Regions from separate parts of the Mus musculus genome. Here region 2 is linked to region 1. A link is a loop called in an ENCODE intact Hi-C map of the cell type or tissue named here. Cell type or tissue: gastrocnemius. All regions are shown on one strand.

Region 1 (2,500 bases):
CTAGAAGAGGGCATCAGACCCCATTACAGATGGTTATGAGCCACCATGTGGTTGCTGGGAATTGAACTTAGGACCCTTGGAAGACAGTCAGCGCTGAGCCATCTCTCCAGCCCCACAAACACATTTACAAGTAAAAATAACTTTTAAAAAAGGTTTATTGTATGAATGATCATCGATATTTTCTATTCCTTTCTTTCCTCTCACTTCCTATGCCCTACCTCTTTTTCTTTCTCCAGTGCTAGAGATCAAACCAATCCCTAAGTCTCACACACACTAGAACGGACAGATCAATTAGCTCCATATTAAGTGAGGGGGACACAGAGACACACACACAAACTAAAATGTATTAAAGGTTTTGGGTCATGTACAGATGGCCTCCATACACACACAGCCAACCGATCTCAAGAGTATCATGGCCACCGTGTTCCTATTGCCTTTAATTCTAGCTTCAGGTCTCTACTGTTTTACCATTTTACAACTGCCCATCTTTTGTAAGTGCACGTGAGTGCAGGTGCCTGCTGAGTTAAGAGGCATCAGGGATAGCCCTGCAGCTGGAGTTACAGGCGATCTGAGCCTCCAGATGTGGGTGCTGGGAACCAAACTTTGCAAAAGCAGCATTCGGAGCCTTCTCTCCAGCCCATAGAGGACACTCATTTAATATCCTGCTTTTCCCCTCCGCCTGCTCCAAAGATAGACTTTCCTCCTTGGTTGCCAGTGGGTTTAAACTCCGGATGGTCTCGTAGTTCGAATCCGACGTTGCCCGACTGTCACCCCAATCCCACACTCCTTCGGCTAGCGGGAAGCTCCACGGCAACCCAAAACATCACAACTTCATCGAGTATCGCGAGAAGCTCCAATGCTCCCGCAGCCCCCGGAGAGGCGGAGCGAGGGCGGAGCCTCAGCGGGCAGGTGGGCGGAGCCCGAGGGCTTCCGCTATCCTACTCGGAAGACGCTCTTTTCAGGCGGCGCCCCCGCGTGACTGCGCTTTACATAATCGCGGCCCCGAGCGTCACAGTGGCGTAGTCCAACCCGGACCGAATCAGAGCCGTCGGGAACTCCACGTTCCGCCCCCTCCCGCGTGATCGACGTCCACGCGAGCCAGCGAACGGCCTCTGAGCACCGGAGAGCCCGCCCCTGCGCCCGCGGCCCGCCCTCGCCCGCCCGCCCTCCGCAGCCCGCGGCCCGGCCGCCGCCGCCAGGTTGTGCCTGAGACTGTCAGATAAAGCGGCGGGCCGGCGGGAGGGGCGGCGGCGATCACGGCCCGGGCCGGACATGGCGGCGCTGTACGCCTGCACCAAGTGCCACCAGCGCTTCCCCTTCGAGGCGCTGTCTCAGGGGCAGCAGCTGTGCAAGGTGCGCGGGCTGGGGCGGCGGCCGGGAGCTGGGGACGCTCCAGGCGCGGTTCGGAACTCTCGGTCCAGCGAGGACGGCTGCCGGGGTCCCCTCGGGCAGGGTGTGGCCGGCCCGTTTTGCGGACGAGCTGAGCCGGGCCCGCAGAGGACTGCAGGGTACTTGTGGGAGCCCCGGGCGGAGTCCAGGCCCTGGCAGCCGGCGTGTCCTGGTGCTTAGCAACGGCTGGGGTTTCTTCTCCGACCTGGTGAGGTCGCGGGAGGGGACAGCTCCCCTGTTTGTCCCCGACTGGCCCCCCGGGAAGATTTCCTTGGACCGCCTTCTCTTCTGATGTGGTCGTCTTGAGTGTAGAATGACGGTCCAGAGATTTCCCTTGTCCTGGATGAGATTGAACCCCGGAATCAGGTGCTGCTTGTGAGGAGTGTTTTGAACTCTGGACACTTCGTGGGCACTTTACAGCCGATCTCAAAGTTAGAGGTGGCAAGGCTTTATTAGGGAAAATGAAAAAAGTACCCCAACAGTGTCTTGGAACACACACGAACAGGGTGACTTTTTAGCATCTAATTGGTAGCCTTCCTCCTCATCCTAAGCATTTTTTAACCCCTGAAATGCCAGCGTTTTTATATATAACTTCCTCCCACCTCGTCGGTTCAAGAGAGCAACAGTTAAGTCGGCAAGCTCGTGCAGAGTTGCCGTTGACAGATCCTCAGATATTTCAGATACAGAATGTGTGTCTGTGTCCGTCCGCTGTGTGTAGTTCACCTCCCCGCGTCCCCCCAAAAAGATGCCCACATACTTTCCTTAAGCCACTTGGGTTTACTGAGTCCGAAAGATAGTGTTTGAAGGCCCCCTTGGACATAAAAACTTTGATCTAAACATTTTTCTTGTTTGTTTCCGAGGCAGGGTCATATAACTTGTAGCTCTGGCTGTCTTTGAACTCTCAGAGATCTATCTGACTGCCTCTGTCTTCCAAACGCTGGGATTAAAGTCGTGTACTGTTGCTCAGTCTAAGGCTGTATGATTCTTTGTTGTTATTTTTGTTTTTTGTTTTTCCAAGACAGGGTTTCTCTGTATAGCCCTGGCTGTCCTGAAACTCACTTTGTAGACCAGGCAGGCCTCGAACTCAGAAAATCCTGAACTCGGCCTCCTG
Region 2 (2,500 bases), 85 kb after region 1:
GTTGGGTTGCAGAAGTGCGATATTAAAGTAAAAGCCATGAGTCTTTTAGGCCCAGTGTGTAAAGACACATTCTGAGTTATAACTCAGAGGCACATTTGGATAGTATCAGCAGTAGCCAGCCACAGGTCACAGCCTTGGGAACCAGAAGAACAAGGCACGATTCATTCAGTTTTTATTATAGTTCCTTAATTCTAAGAGGTATTATTTTCATTTAACTTCCCTTTTAATGTTTTTGTGCTTGGGGTGCTGTTGATGGTGAATGTGTGCCTGTGACATGAGAGCCCTTCCTCTCTTTTTCCTTAGTTCAATCTCTGACACATCTTTTGCACTCTAGAATGGTTACTTGTGACACACTATGCTTATTAGCAAACAAGTCCGTGAGGACACCTGATCTTTATAAATAAGAATATGAGTGGAAAGTGCAGTGAGATAAACCTGCATGCGTGCATCCTTACAAGACAGCGCTATGCTTCAGGCCCTGCCACTAATTCTAAAGCAATGTTGTCTTAGTAAGTGGGGCTTTTGTTCTGTTTTTTGAGACAAGGTCTCATCATGTAGCCCTGACTGGCCTGTAATTCACTATATGGAGATCAGGCTAGCTCTGCACGCACAGAGCTCTGTCTGAGTGCTGAGCAAGTTCCCCAGTCACCACTTTGAGATAGGGTCTTTAGGCTGTCTATGAAGCCCAGGTGGGCCTTGGATCCACAGTGGTCCTCCTGTCTCAGCCTCCAAAGTGCTTGGATTATAGGCAGCAGCTACTTCACCAGGCTTCCCATGTCTTCTTAGGAATAGGGATCTTTTTGCTTGGTTTGTTTTGGGGTGTGGGGAGGTGTGTTTTTGAGACAAGGTCCCAGAAGCTGCCATCCTCCTGCTTCTGCTTCCTGAATGCTGGGGTTCCAGGTGTGCACAGACCTGCCTACCTTAATCCATGCTTTAAAATATAACATTGGGGTGACTAATTGGCTGTCAGGCCATTGCCAAATCTGGGTCTCCATAGTAGCATGGCTTTGAAATGAGCTGTAGCAGCAGCAGGTATGTCCTGTCCGAATCTTAAAGCTAAGCTTGGCAGAGCTCAGGTATAAGTGCTTTCATGGGGCAGGGAAAGAATATGAATACTCAAAATATTTATTCCTACATTTTAGTACAAGTGGATTATGAAATTATATAATGTGGTTAAAAATGCTCAGACTTGGGAGACTGGAGAGATGGGTCAGCAACTGAGAGCCCTTCCTGTTCGTCCAGAGGACCTGAGTTCAGTTTCTTGCACCCAGGTTGGGCAGCTTTGAACCATCTGTAACTCCGTATCCAGGGGATCAGATGCCCTCTTCTGGCCTCCACAGGTACCTTCTCACATGACATACATTGCACGCAAACACATAAAATTAAGCTTTTTTTTTTTTTTAATAAGACTAGGTCCCACTATGTAGCCCTGGCCTGGAACTCACTCTGTAGACCCGTGTAGCCTTAAACTCACAGAGATCTGCCTGCCTCTGCTCTGGAAGTAAAGGCATTCACTGCTGTTCCTGACATTTTTAAATGCTCAGGTTTAACTGGGCCTTGTGCATGCATGAAATCTCAGCACCTAGGAGGTAGAGGCAGGAGGGTCAGAAGTCCAAGGCCATCCCAAGCTCTGTAGCTTGTTTGTGGCTAACCTGGAATATAGGAAGTCTTGGTTTTAAAAAAGAAAAGAATTTTAAACTGTAAAGTCATACAAATTTGAACTGTATTTATTTACTTTAAAGAAATTATTATCATGGGGGTGGTATGTCTCAGTATTCTAGCCCTACAACTGGAAGGGCTGTCAGCCGCAGGGGATTGTCCCCACCAGTGATGCAGTGTAAAGCTCATGGCAAGTGTGTGGCAGGTAAGTGCGCAGGAGATTGGAGGACACTAATGTGTGTATCCAGTCAGGAGCCTCTCCCTGGGCACTGCCTGCTGGGGTTCACAGGGGAGGGGACAGGGGACAGCTCTCGATTTCTAACCCGATGCTGACGTCACTTTACATCCTTCCTGAGCGTTTGTCGAGCTTTTCTGGGAAGTTTGTTTTGGTGGTGGTGTTGATGGTGCTGCTGCTGGTGGTTTTGTGTGTGGGGTGTGTATGTGTGTGTCTGTCTGTCTGTCTTAGAGCAGGGCCTTACTGTGTGTAATCCAGGCTAACCTTGAACTTGGCATCATCCTTGTCTTAACATCTGAAGTTCCTTTTTTATTTTGTTTTTTTTTGTTTTTTTTTTTTTTCCAAGATGGGGTTTCTCTGTATAGTTGTAGCTGCCCTGGAACTTGTGGGCCAGGGTGGCCTCCAGCTCTACCTGCCTGGGATGAAAGGCTCGCAGCACCACGCTTGCCTTGAAGTTCTAAAACAAAAGTGCCGTCATTACTGGTTTCTCAGGGGTTAGGAATTTTGGGTGGAATGTGAGCTAGAGCTTATAAGACCTTGTGTTTAAAGGGAAAGGACAGCATGTTGAATGGGGTCCTCAGGTGCTAGACCACTAATATTGGACTA

Evidence for each region. Hi-C counts contacts between places; a loop is a spot of excess contacts. Peaks named below come from ENCODE experiments on the same cell type or tissue, not always from the same donor. Only the 100,000 strongest peaks of a DNase experiment are listed, where the experiment ranks them.
Region 2: a loop joins it to region 1, with 3 times the contacts of the local background. A loop is called at or near these places in 19 of 42 quality-filtered maps.

What each region holds. Positions count from the first base shown.
Region 1 is chr4:132,921,211-132,923,710 of GRCm38, reverse strand. Fam76a (family with sequence similarity 76, member A) reads left to right here and starts at 1,160. Exons shown (of 9, transcript NM_145553.2): 1 at 1,160-1,353. The coding sequence starts at 1,273. In gastrocnemius, a CTCF peak has its summit at 1,256; a DNase peak (open chromatin) is centred at 992; H3K4me3 peaks cover 2,251 bases; H3K27ac peaks cover 2,133 bases.
Region 2 is chr4:132,835,980-132,838,479 of GRCm38, reverse strand. All of the region lies in intron 2 of Ppp1r8 (protein phosphatase 1, regulatory subunit 8), which reads left to right. It also overlaps Gm22767. Among named protein-coding and RNA genes, the nearest start is that of Ppp1r8, 5.9 kb to the left of the region's middle. In gastrocnemius, no CTCF peak of the experiment used is centred here; no DNase peak of the experiment used is centred here.